Regions from separate parts of the Mus musculus genome. Here regions 1 and 3 are each linked to region 2. The links are chromatin loops, found by intact Hi-C in ENCODE. Cell type or tissue: heart. All regions are shown on one strand. Links, peaks and the distances in the headings refer to the core of each region. The heading gives the core; the rest is flanking DNA.

Region 1 (2,500 bases), core at 1-2,500, 130 kb after region 2:
CTGCTTCTACCTCACCGGCATCAGGATCAACGTTTCCTTTATTTATTCTCGTGCTTTCTCAGGGTCAGGTTTCTAACAATTTAGATGTTCTCCAAAGAGTAAAAGAACGTGACTTCTCACACAGCAGTAAGAGGCTCAGAAGCTGGTGAAGGGAGGAAGCCAACATTACCTGGACTTCTGCTGATGGCTGGAGGGCAGGGTGACCCTCGGTGGGCATTGGCCCTCATCTCCTCCTTCCTCCTGGGAACAGCTTTATTGCTGGGGAGTCAGAGACAGGTGGGAAGTCCAGTTAGCGTCCTTGGAAAGCCATGCCCTGTTCTGTCAAGGTGACTAAAGATTTTGAGCAGTTCTGGATGGAGACATGGACCAGGCTGGATCGTGGCGTGTCTCCATGGTGAGCTGCTCCACCTGACCTTGCCTGGTGCTCCACCTGACCTTCCCCGATGCTGCAGCACGTCCCTCAGTGAGGCCCTGCTGGGCCTACCACCTACTGTGCCCTGCCAAGCTGTATTGACTCTTTCCCCCGCCCCCCATCTGATTTCCATTTCAAAGAAGGTGCCATTTGCTGTATTGTTAAGCACAGACCACAGTCAGCCTGCTTCCCTAACTTTCTTTTTCCTTTTGTGATGGTGGGGGCGGGGCGAGGAGGTGGGGGTGCATTTGGAAGAAGTGCACACCATAGGGGTGTGTGTGTGTGTGTGTGTGTGTGTGTGTGATGAAAACACCTTGTAAGAAATTTTCAGAAAAATTCATTAAAAAAATATATTTTAAAGGTTCCTCAATTGTCCTTCTGGATTTGTAATTCTATTTCCCTGCCTTGAAGAGAGCACTTGTTCACTATTTAAAAAAAAAGTAAATTTAAAAAAAATAAACGAAGATAAACATTCCATTAATAGTTTCTATTATTGGTTACTTGAATATCTTACATGTATGGATTAAATGAGATATATCAAAGTTAATTTTACGTGTTTCCCTTTTACTTCTTGTTAAAGCTGTTACTGTTACTAGACAATTAAAAGCCACACATGTGGCTTGAGTGACATTTCTCTGGGGCAGCTCCTCTCTGAGCTTATTTCAGCGGGAGCAGTCAAGTCCTGTGCCTGCCGGATTCCGTATGTGCAACGAAAGGGCCAAGAAATCAATTCCCTGGCTCCTTTGCTTCAGGGATGGCAATCAGGTGCTCGCCAGGTGTCAGCACGGTGCAGACTGCCCGCCAGTGGCATCTGGTTGGCTGTTGGCCTCCGTTCTCTGGCATCTGGTTGGCTGTTGGCCTCTGTTCTCTGGCATCTGGTTGGCTGTTGGTCTCCGTTCTCTGGGACTCCTTGGCGTGCCCCTCACAGCGCCCCCTGCTGGAAGTGACAGTGGTCCTCACAGTGCTGACCCTTCCACCCTGCTCAGCTTTGAGACTCCGCTTCTTATTGAATCACTTTCAGTTGGCAGCGTGAAGTCTTGTGGTCCATCTGGAAAGAGTCATAAAGTCCCCTTGACATGTTATTTTAGTGCCTAGAGTACACTGAGATCGGAGCGGGTGTTACAGAGAGGGCGTTTCCCATCAGTGGACAGCGCACCCTTATGTAGATGGCTTCTGAGCCTTTTCTGCTAACTGCTTCTGCCATCCTCTGAGCCCTATGCACCTGGGTGGTGGTGTGCGTTTCTCTGCCTTGTCTTTAATACTGATAATGACATCTTCCTGAGGAGTCTTTACCACTTGTGGCGCGGCCAGATTTCCTTTGGTGCTCACCGCACCAGCTCCCGCTTTTATCCTGCGCCTCTGTGTTAGGATCTCGTTTAGATGGACAAGTCAGTTGAGTGGGGGCCCTGTGGAAAGCTTCGTTCAGTTTGTGTAAATCTTCCTCCTGCTGGTGGATACAGCGGCTCCCCTCGGATTTGGTCTGGAAATCTAACTGGATGTGCAAGATAATACAGACCTTCGACCACTACCACCACAGCCTCCCTCACATAGGAAAGGGCCTCATTGCTTTGCTTTGAGATATGTTTTTTTTTAGAAGTCTATCTCGAGAGTCTTGCTGATAAGTTACTTCTAGTCTTTCAAGAGAAACTAAAGCAGAGAAGTCTGTTTTCTCAGTCATCCCCTTCCTCCCCATGTGCTCCTCCTTAGTTCCCTTCCGTCTCTTCCCGCCTCTTCCTCTTCGTTCTCTTCCTCTTGGGTGTATATCTACCTTGGGCCCTGTTTCAACTGGAATGAATGACTAATCACAAAACTTGCCAAGTAATTACCTTAATGGAAAGGTCTTTCTCCTTCTCCTGCCTCCCGCACCGTGATTCCTATAAGTAAATAGCTTCGTTATAAAGTACACCCCCAGTCTTGTGAGAGCCCTTTGTACATAGAAGCTTCCTTATAAATGTGTCTCTGAGGAACAGCATGTAATGGGGACAAGTGGGGACCTTGGGTCAGGACCTGGGTCAGACCTCAGTCATCACTGCTGTGACACAGTGCCTGGCAACAGGATGGTGGAGAAGGAAGGGGGGTTGGGTCATG
Region 2 (8,543 bases), core at 2,767-5,266:
GTCTCTGTGTGTGTGCCTGTATGTGTGTCTGTGTGTGTGTGCCTGTGTGTATACTTGTGTAGGTCTCCATGGGACCCAGAAAGAGGACATTAGATTCCCTGGAGATGATGTTACAGGCAGTTTGGTGTGGTGTGAGGAACTGAACTCCAGACCTTAGCAAGCACAGCTGGCTGTTGAGCCATCTCTCCAGCCTCCTTCTGGAACTTGTAATTAAACTCTTGAAGGACTGACTACTGAACATGTGTCCTCTTCAAAACTCTAGATTTCCTCGACATGGCCACATGCCAAAAAGCATACACAGCCTAAGCTATCATAAAACACTGGAGAACTTTGAAGCTAGCCTTACACTGATACCAAAACCCAACAAATATAAACAAAACAATAACTACACCTTCACATTATAATAAGCACAGATTTCCTCCAAATCCATATATCTTCCTCCAAACGCTAACAAGCCAGATACACAGCACACCAGAAAGACAATTCATCGTGATTGTGTGCTTCTGGCTGCCTTTCCCATATGTCTCGCTGGCCTTTGCTTTCTCTCGGGGCATTTCTCTTCTTTCATGCTTACATAGAGTTTTTAGAGATGAAATTACAGAAAGTAATAAAGAGAGTATCTGTGCCCCAGCCCCCGGTGTTGCCATGGTGAAAGCCACCTGTGTGCGACCCTGAGCTTTTCTTTTCCTGTTAAAGAAGTAACTGGCTTCCTGAACTGTAGAACTGTTATTCTCAGACAAGCTTTCACACAGATGTTAAGGCTGCTACTCTGTTTCTTTCTCTGAGCTTATGCTTGCATGACCTGCGGAGGCTCTGTTTACAAAAGCTGTCACTGGGAGATTGCTAATATTGCACCTTGTACAACCTGCAGGACAAGATGCCGACCATTGGTTGTTGGGCAAAACAAATCTTTGAAATCTTATGAACGGTGTTACACTGTAGCATGTATGTATGCATGTAACTTTTCTTGAGGGAAAATTATTTCAGAATTAGGAAGTGTACAATACGACACTTCACAGATGAGTCCAGATGTTGGTTTCCATGGTGATTCTAACTTCTACCCAGTTGACAATGATGTTTAACCATCACAGGTCTCAATCCTTACCTGGCTCCTGGCATGATAATAATTGCCCTAATTACTAAACGCCTACTTGTTCTGGGCACTGCTCTGGTGACATTATGTGACTCTCACTCTAAGTCTGCTCTGCTGCTATTGTCCTTATTCCAGAAAGGCGAGAGGAGTTGGGGAAAGTCAGTCAGGGATACACGGCCACTAAACGTCAGGCCAAGGCTTCCGGTAATCCCACAGAGCTTTCAGAACCACCAGGTCTTCCCATTTCAAGCGAGGGAATCGAGGAGTAACTTTTCCACTCCTGCCTGTTTCTGTGACTCCCTTCCCTCTCTTCCCAGACATTCGTTTTAGGGCTTCCTATGAGCGTTAGTGTAACCTCATGCCTATGACAACTTCTTTTTTTTTTTTTTTTTTTTTTTTAAAGATTTATTTATTTATTTATTTATTTATTATATGTAAAGTACATTGTAGCTGTCTTCAGACACTCCAGAAGAGGGGGTCAGATCTTGTTACGGATGGTTGTGAGCCACCATGTGGTTGCTGGGATTTGAACTCTGGACCTTTGGAAGAGCAGTCGGGTGCTCTAACCCACTGAGCCATCTCACCAGCCCCCTATGACAACTTCTTTGTACTCACTACACAGCAGCTGAACCTCGACATGTTCACAGTCCTATCCGGCTTCCATGGAGCACCCACAAACACGATCTAATTCACTCTAAAGCTGCTTTGGGAGCCCTCGTTATGTACATCCCTGCACTGAACTCCAACCTTCTCGATGGCGCAGATCGTAGGTGGAGAAATGTTCTTAGTAATCTCAAGAGTCTAAATTGAAAGTTAGACATGAGATAGAGGTGTCACGGCCCGCGCGTTTACCAGATGGAAACAATCAAACTTCCAGATGTGTCTTCAAGAGAGCAGAGGTTTGAGTCAGAGAACAGCTCCTGGAGACAAAGGCCACCACTTTGGGGGAGAGTCTTATTTCCTCGGTGTGTTTTCTTTCCTTGTGTTTGTGATTTGTCTCTGGCTCAAGAAAATTGTGCAGCTGTGGGCCGACTGGCTGGCGTGCTGCAGTACGGAGAGTGTGCACTGCTGTGGTTAGATGAGGTTGTTGGCCTTCAAACAAACTCAGATAGCTAATGTTTCGGGGGACAATGCAGCGGGTGGGCACAACTCTGCAACCCTGACTCTTACTGGGATCAGTTGGGTTTAGACGAGGCCTGGAGATCACACATTCACAAAAGAACCAAGCTTCCTCAGTGGCTCAGAGCAGCTCTGTTCCGAACAGGGGCTGTTCCTCACTCAGAACTGTCTCACCTGCCTGCTTTCTGGTCTTCTGCCTTTGTGTCCTTTGGCTAAGAAGATGACACTTTCTGTGAGCCAAACATCCTAAAATCTGCCTCCAGCTGCCACTTCCAGAGTATCGAGAGAGCATGGGAAGGAGATGCAGCCATCCTGAGTCATAAGTCATGCACATTATCTTAGGGTGTGGCTGGGTGGTACTGTGTGTGTTGTGCGGTGACGTTTGGGGACTGAGGCCACACAGGTACTTCTTCTTTTCTTTCTTTGTAAACAACTGTTAGCCACCAGCCAATTGAGTAGCAACCCAGGGGCAAGTAGAAAAATTTCTACTTCAACTCTGAAACATGTGAGCTTCCTTAGTCAGTGTTCTAGTGCTGCGAAGAGACACCAAGACAACAGCAACTCTTATGAAGGAAAACATTTCATCGGGGCTGGCTTACAGTTTCAGAGTTTCAGTCCATTATCATGATGGCAGGAAGTGTGACAGCCTGCAGGCAGACATGGTGCTGGAGAAGGACCTGAGAAGTCTATATCTTGACCATAGGCAGCAGGAGACTGACCTACTAGGTCTAGCACCTCAGACCTCAAAGCCCGCCTTCCCAGTGGTGCACTTCCTCTAACAAGGCTACACCTCCTAAAAGTGCGACTCTCTATGAGCCAAGTATTCTATGGGGGCCGTTCTTATTCAAACCACCAAACAAGCTGTGTGAGTTCGGGAAACTTACTTAACCTTTCTGAGCTCATTCCTAGTGTGAAGTTAATGTCTCCACAACAACTTAAACTCCTTGGCTTTCATGTGCCCCTCATGAGGTTTGAGTTAAACCATCGATGAAGGGAATAGACAGAATTACCTACCAACGCCTCTGCCATGGATCAACTGCTGATGAATGGTAAGGCAGAAACGATAAGATCACCTGACTTCCGCTCCTGTGCTTTGTACACAGGAACATTGTGTTTTCTACAATGGGCAGGGATGGTATCTCAGTCAGAGAAGTGCTGGCTCTAACAACAGGATGATCCACCCAGTGGCAATGACACACGCCTTTAGCAGCACTAGGGAGGCAGAGGCAGCCTGAGTTTGAGGCCAGCCTGGTCTACAGAGTGAGCTCCAAGACAGCCATGGCTACACAGAGAAACCCTGTCTTGATAATCCCAAACAAACCAAAACGAAAAGGCTATGGTGATATGACAAGCTTATAATCCTGGTGCTGCAGAGGTAGAGACAGACTGATCCCTGAGGCTCACGGGCAAGTCGGGCTAGCCTACTTAGCAAGGGCTAGACCAGTGAGGAGCCTTGTCTTCCTGTCATTAAAAAACAAACAACAAACAAAAAATAAACAAGGTGGGCAGCACTTAAAGAATAACAAAGGTTTTCCCCTGGTTTCCACATGCATGTGCATGTATGTGCACACACACACAGACATCCCCACGTACATAGGTCAGGTATGTTACATCACGGTCACTCATGGCAACCCACCTATCCCGTGTGGGCAAGAAGACACCTCTTCCTGGTTCCAGCCTTTTTGGTCCTGTCTAGTTCACTCCAGTCTGGGCATTTCCTCTGCCAGCATAAATAATACACCTGCATCTCCCTCATAGACTTCCAGCAGGATGCCCGCCTGTTGTGCTTGCTTTGTGTGGACAGCAGGTGGCGCCTGCTGTCAGATATGGAGAGCGAGTTGTCAAGGAAACCTGGCTCCGTGCCAGCTCAGCCTACCAGCATTCCTCCTCCAAGTATGCTAATCCAGACAGAGGGGCTGGGCCCGGGCATACTAACCTTCAGGAGTACTCCTTTCCCTCTTGTTTGTAAAACAAAAACAAAAACAATCCAAAAAACCCTCAAAAACCAACCAAGCAAAATGTGTGTGGGATGTGTGTGAACACACGTGCATGCAAGCACAGCACAACACGTCAGAGAATGCATGTGGGGGTCAGGGCAGGTTTGAGGAGTCAGTTCTCACCTTCTACCTTGTTTGAGGTGGGGTCTTTCTTTGATGCTGTGCACCATACTCCAGCCTACTTGACCTTCAAGTTTCAGGCAACTCGCCGTGTCTCCGTGTCTCCGTGTTTTATCTTGTGGTAGAAGGGCCAAATTACAGACATGCTCCACTGCGCTGTCCATTTTTACCTGAGTTCTGGGAATTGAATTCAGACCTTCAGGTTTGTGGGACAAGCACTTTTACACACCGAGCCACCTTGCCTGCCTAGGAATTTTGTTAAACAAACAAACAAACAAACAAATAAACAAACAGAATATCGATATATAAAAAATATCAGTCCATTTCTGTTTGAAGTAGAAATCTAAGGAGATCCTACGGTTACTCTTCACGTGTTGAAATGACAGAATACCCATGGAAGGAGTTACAGAGACAAAGTGTGGAGTAGAAACTGAAGAAATGACCATTCAGAGACTGCCCCACCTGGGGACCCATCCCATATACAACCACTAAACCCAGACACTATTATGGATGCCAACAAGAGCTTGCTGACAGGAGCCTGATATAGCTGTCTCCTGAGAGGCTCTGCCAGTGCCTGACAAATACAGAGGCGGATGCTCACAGCCATCCATTGGACGGAGCACAGGGTCCCCAATGAAGAAGCCAGAGAAAAGACCCAAGGAGCTGAAGGGGTTTGCAGTCCCATAGAAGGAATAACAATATGAACCAACCAGATCCTCCAGAGTGCCCAGGGACTAAACCACCAACCATGGTGAGACTCATGGCTCCAGCTACGTATGTAGCAGAAGATGTCCTAGTCGGTCATCAATGGGAGGAGAGGCCCTTGGTCCTATGAAGGTTCTATGCCCCAGTATAGGAGAATGCCAGGGCCAGGAATCGGAGTGGGTGAGTTGGTGAGCAAGGGGAGAGGGAAGGGATAGGGGGTTTTTGGAGGGAAAACCAGGATTGAAATGTAAATAAAGAAAATATCCAATAAAAAAGAAAAGTAAACCTCAAAAATCAAATACATTCAAAAATACATAATAAATTAAAATTGTTATTAGAGTTTAAAAAAAAATGAAGAAGAAGGAAATGACTTTCCGAACTAGCTGGGAACCATGTTATCTCTTCCCATTAGCACGCAGCATTCTTTATGTGTGGGTAGACTCCAGCATCATCCAATGGAAGAGGCAGAAGAATAACTCATCCTGGGGAGGACTTTAAAGCTATATTTTGTTTTGACCTCAGATGATACTTAACCAAGTTTGAGTGCTATATTTAAATTCAAATGACTTTTAATGGATTTTAAAAATAAAAACCACACACACTCAAAAGTTCAGAGATGTATTTCAAGCTACAGATATTGCTATGCTGCAACCCTCAAAGAGAATTATTTAGAAATTTCTGAGCTATCTCTAGCAGAGGTGTGGTTACAGAGCCTCCCCGTGTAGCTGGGCAGAAACATCTTCTAGAAACTCCAGCATATACAGGGCTGACATTTTTGTTGAAAAGTTCATTCTGCTATTCTGACCATGCCCCATATACGATTTCTTCCTCACCAGGCCATGGCTTAATAAGCAACTGATTCTCTCCACAGTTGTAAGACAAGTTGTGAACCAAGGGAGGAAGGCTAGAGGGACAACGTGGCTCCTGATAGAGGGGTTTCTGAATATTTTCCATTTGTAATATCTTATTTTCTCAAAATTAATTGTTGTATAATCCAAGACTCACTTCGAAATCTTGATTTATAGCTACTTTCCCTGCAGAAAACAGAATCTGATATCAGACTGCCCAGAGATCTTTGAGTGAGTTAATTTTCTCTAATTTAGACCATGGTTCTGAGATGGAGATTGGGAACATGAGACATGGAGAGACCCAGAGAAAGGCTGGCGGGATAGAGATGCAGGAGTGTCTAGAGTGGGCTGGATATACTTGGGAGTGAGGGATGGGGTTCAAAGCTCAAAAGAGAAAACTGGAGAGTAACTCCACTCTTCTGTTTATCCTATTTATACGTGCATGGACGTAACGATATAGTCAGACTGTGTGTCTGTGGTGTGTGCGCACATGCGTGAAAATAGATATCATACGTATTATCTTTGACTTAATGTAATGACCCAACTGACTTCATTCTTTTAAGTAGTCTATCTTCTGAGTCTCTCTCAAATCTATGTCTGTTGTCAGAGCCAGGGAATGCATGTTCTCCTTCACTGATACCACTCAGTCAGGATCTTTAAAAAAAATTTTTTTTATGGTTTCAATTCCATTATAGTTTTTAAATTTTTATTTATTTCTTATATGTGTGTGGGTGTTTTGTTTGCATGTATGCAGTGCCCACAGAGGCCAGAAAGCACCAGATCCCTTGGGACTGGTATTGCAGATCAATATAAGCCTCCATATGGGTGCTAGAAATCAAAGCTGGGTCTTCTAGAAGTGCTGCCAGTGCTCTTACCACGAAGCCATTGCTCCAACCCCTTTCAGCTAGGATCTTAGAGTCAGTGACTTTGACTTGCTATGAAATCAGTTTATACAGCAATGCTCTTTTTGGTCTCTTACCTCTGTTTTGAGCCATGAAGCCAGAGGCCTCTAACAAGATTTTCCTTGGAGCTATTTCCATGAGGAGCATCAGGATAGTTTTATCAAAAATTAAAACACAATTTTCTCAGGTTATTCAAACAGCATTTGATTTTATGCATCTTTAAGGATGTTTGTCTCAATCCTTTTATAAAGAATCAGTTTTGAATTGGGTCTTTCAGGACAGAAGGTGACGTTGACAGAGGAGTAAGATTCAGGGAAAGGCCAGCTTCTGCATATGGTGGCCTCCCAGCCTGTCTGTGTCCCCACAATGGCAAAGCAAGATGAAGTCTAGTCTTGCCAAGTCCTTGCTGTCTGTTCCACCCACATGGAACACAGCTCTGTGATTTTGCTGCCATAGAAGAGCCCTCAATAAACTGATATTTATTAACAAGGAAAGCCATACACCATTTTTGCAGGTTCCCCAGCTAAGTACACTCATTCTAGAGTACAGAACCTAGACCAGACTCAATCTGCAACAGATCTTAAGTCACATCAGCACCAAAGAAAAATTTCAGTCGGAAAATGATGCTAAGTGGTCTGTGTTTGACTTCCGTTTAGAATCCCCTGTGTCCCCAAAATGCCTGGAACTTCTTATTTATTGAATCTTATTTTGCATGTTTTGAAATATTGGTCCAGAAAATTCAGCTCTGTCTCAATAAACAAAAGATTTCATACACTTTATGCATTTACACATTAAAATATTTTGGGACTGTGGAGGTGGTTCATTGGATAAAATGCTTACTTTGAAAGTATGGTGCCTTGAGGCTAGATCCCTGGTGTCCAGGTAAAAATGAGGCATGACAGTGCGTGTCTTTATCTCCAGTGCTCAGGGTGGGAGGCACCGAGGGCCAGCCAGTCTCCCCAACTCTGAGAGCACCAGCTTCAGTGACAGAGCAGTCTCAACAATGTCAGGTGGAGAATGACGAAGAAGCTTCTCAAAGTTAACCTTTGGCCTCCACATGCGCACACATGTGACCACACACACACATATGTGCACACTCATATATAGAGAGATACACATGCCATGTTGCATTTTAATTATCGCATATAGAGAGAGTTGGGATTCTTTAAGCAAATCCAGGTGACCATCTCATCTATTTTAAACTGGCAAAGCTGCTTGCTTTTCCACGTGGACACCACAACACATTGTGTAGCCGGTGGTGATGCGGTCGGCAGCAGTGCCTGAGGTGGGTGTCGGAAGGATAACAGGACCTGTCCTGTCTAATGCTGTAAGGGAATTATTGTTCTAACAGGTTTTACGCTTTCCAGCTTAGTTAGCTATTCTGAAGTCAGCATACGAAAAGTTCATGGTACACCTGCAAATGATTGTAGGAAATGGAATCCAGATCACAAAGGTGATCACAGCTGCCAACTTAGACACTAGAGGGATATGCTTTATTCTCTGTAAAACTCCCACAACATATTGGCTATTTCACTTAACCCTGGCATCACTGGGTTAGGAAGATGGCACCATAGTGCTGTGGGGTTTCCCTAATTCTCCACATCTCACAGGGAACATTAAAATGGTTATTTTAGTGATTATAACTCTTATTAAAGTTATATACAATTATATAGTTATATGTAGTTACTGTACACATCAGGGATTGCCCTACGTATTTCCATGCATCAATTGTTTTAAAGCTTACTTATGTGCATGAACA
Region 3 (2,500 bases), core at 1-2,500, 150 kb after region 2:
CACCCCTCACCCGTCACCATCTCCCTCTGCCCATCAGAGTCCAACTCTCTAAGAAGCCGTTCTCCCTGGAAGCCTCCTCTAATCGCGACCTCCCCGTGGCTGCTGTTTGTACCAACTTTCACAGTAAGTGCATTCTGTGGTGAGGTTTCTTTTCAGCTGAAAGGGATAATGGAAGATTCCTGTTCGCCTCTTCGCTCACCATGGAGCCTGCTCAGAAAACTACAGCAAACAGAACAGACCCAGCATGTTCTTTCAGCCAGCCAGCTTGGCGGGCGTCTCAGGCTGACAGTGGACTGAGTGGACTGTGCTGAGGCCTCTGTTCCACTTCTTCACGAGCCTTGTGGCGGGGCCTCCTATACTCCAGGGGCTGTTGCTGGGATTTTTATTTCTCTGAAGTTTGTTTCCTTTTCTAAGTACAGTTCTTTGGTAACAAAGGTCCATCACATTAGTAATATGCTCTGGGGATGAATTCCGCCCCGTATGTTCGCAAGGTAAGCATCGTCCTGACTGGGCTAGCCCTTCTTGCCCTGCCTGATCTGCATCCTCTCTGTTCTCCACTTGTCACCTGTGGCTACCTAGGCTGTAGCAGGCAGGCTTGTGCAAGTGTCGTCCACATATTATAACTGACCCGGTCATAGGGAGCTCCAGGACTTGTCTGGTGTGCTGAGTGACATTTGCTGAGGGACACAGCAAGAGGCTAAAGAACAAGGGTCTGTCTGCGGGCTGGAGCTAGCCTGAGATGCTTGCTCTCACGAGTGAGGTGCTGCATGGTGAAAGGGTGACCTACCCGTGCAGCTACAGTGGCAGGACAGTGTGGCACACTGCATTTGGGCTGGGTTGTCTCAGGTCTGACAGCTCCACTGATCCAACGCTTTCTTACAGACTCCCTTTAAGAGCCTCTTTGTGGTTCCTGTCAGGATGGCTCCATCAGTCACCAGCCTGGTGAGCTGCTTTTATGCCCAGTTTCTGGTGTGAAAGCCATGATTCTTTCAAGTTAGCCTCAACGTTCCTCTTTAACCTTTCCCACTCTGTTCCAGCTTACATTCCCCCCTTAATGGTGTTAGGCAAGGCCGACGGCAGACATCAGGCTCCCCACTCTTACCTGTGAGCAGGGCTGGCCATGAGGTTTCTTCATCCTCAGCCTGGGTTGGGTCTTCTTCCCTAATTGCTTTCTGCCGTCTTCCCAGGCACACCTGCCTTAGTGTATCCCTAAGGTGTTAGCCTGTTTACTCTCTTCCACATCCATGGCGTGGTGGATGTAGTGGGGACTGCTGTCAGCTTCCATTGTACAGCCACAGTGGCCTTGCCCTCTGTTCAGTGTATGCGTTGGCAGGGCACTGAGACCTTCCCTTAGGTGTGAATTTGCGTATCTGTAGACTGCATTCACTCGCAACGTGAGTCTCACTTCTGAGTTATCTGGAGGATGTTAATGAAGGGTTTCAGGTGCAGAGGTACGTGTGGTGGCCTCTAGTGGTGGCTGCTCGGTGCAGCAGGTTGGGGGCCAGTAGCTGTGTGGTTGTTTGAGACAGCCCGTGACACATATAGAGCGAGTCTTTCCACCTCAGCCGATGCTCACAGGCACGCCCAGAAGTGTGTTTCCTAGGCGGCTTCAGAGACGCCCCAGCTCTCCGCTTACACCGGACAGAGGATGCCAGGCTCCGTGTTCCTGTGAATTTGGCTTCTTTTTACCAGAGATAATCGAAGTTGGTCGAGCAGTTGTTCCCTTAGCACCACTGTCAGGGAGCACTGACATTTCAGGTCCGTGGACTGTGAAAGCGCAGGTTCAAAGGCCTGCGTCAGCCACCTTGGACTTGGCCTGCTTTCTCATGACATTAGCCTTTGGCCCTTTCTAAGAGAGAAGTGGCACTAGTGGTCCCTAGCACACAGAGCAGGTGACAGAGTAGTGTCACTTTTCATCGCTGAGAGCCACCAGGAATCAGCCAGAGCTTCAGAGCCGTATTAAAATGAGGCTTTCCCCCTAAGGTTGCTTTGGGGTCAGCTCTGGACAGAAATGAACTAGTTCTTGTGTTACAGAGTGGATTGCTAGAAAGCCATGCTGTCTCTATTTCAATCTGGATTTCTTCCAAAGGATTCTAGTTCAAGAGCCTGCTGTGGGCGATAGTACCAGAAAACTGTATAGAGAGGAGTGGGACAGAAGACCAGAGAGGGTGTGTTCCGGACCAGCAATCCTTGCAGCAGCAGACCCTGCTGAGGATTGGAACTCCACTCTGTCCAGGCAGGTGGAAGCCTCTGGGTTATCCTGCCTTGTGGGTGCAGGCTTCACCAGCCTAGAGCCTCTGAGATGGGCAGAGGCACCCACATAACAGAAACTGAGGACATTAGAGTGGAACACTCAGCCCTCTGCCACATTCCTGAGGCCATGAGCTATGAGGGCCCTAGACAGGTGATCCGTGAGGCCAGTGAGACCAGACCTCAGAAGGGAAGCTGGTGCCTCACCACTGGTCAGTTGCTGAGCTGAGGTGACAAGTCAGACCTCCTG

Evidence for each region. A loop is a pair of places that touch in the nucleus more often than their neighbours do. Peaks named below come from ENCODE experiments on the same cell type or tissue, not always from the same donor. Only the 100,000 strongest peaks of a DNase experiment are listed, where the experiment ranks them.
Region 1: a loop joins it to region 2, with 4 times the contacts of the local background. A loop is called at or near these places in 8 of 42 quality-filtered maps.
Region 3: a loop joins it to region 2, with 7 times the contacts of the local background. A loop is called at or near these places in 17 of 42 quality-filtered maps.

What each region holds. Positions count from the first base shown.
Region 1 is chr3:153,674,074-153,676,573 of GRCm38, reverse strand. All of the region lies in intron 1 of St6galnac3 (ST6 (alpha-N-acetyl-neuraminyl-2,3-beta-galactosyl-1,3)-N-acetylgalactosaminide alpha-2,6-sialyltransferase 3), which reads left to right. Among named protein-coding and RNA genes, the nearest start is that of St6galnac3, 50 kb to the left of the region's middle. In heart, for the core only: a CTCF peak has its summit at 1,352 (motif pointing left); no DNase peak of the experiment used is centred there; H3K27ac peaks cover 444 bases.
Region 2 is chr3:153,802,034-153,810,576 of GRCm38, reverse strand. No RefSeq gene overlaps it. Among named protein-coding and RNA genes, the nearest start is that of 5730460C07Rik, 14 kb to the right of the region's middle. In heart, for the core only: a CTCF peak has its summit at 4,011 (motif pointing right); a DNase peak (open chromatin) is centred at 4,046; H3K27ac peaks cover 2,367 bases.
Region 3 is chr3:153,657,550-153,660,049 of GRCm38, reverse strand. The region is part of intron 1 of St6galnac3 (ST6 (alpha-N-acetyl-neuraminyl-2,3-beta-galactosyl-1,3)-N-acetylgalactosaminide alpha-2,6-sialyltransferase 3); the gene reads left to right. Among named protein-coding and RNA genes, the nearest start is that of Gm52633, 63 kb to the right of the region's middle. In heart, for the core only: a CTCF peak has its summit at 1,466 (motif pointing left); no DNase peak of the experiment used is centred there; H3K27ac peaks cover 1,091 bases; H3K27me3 peaks cover 295 bases.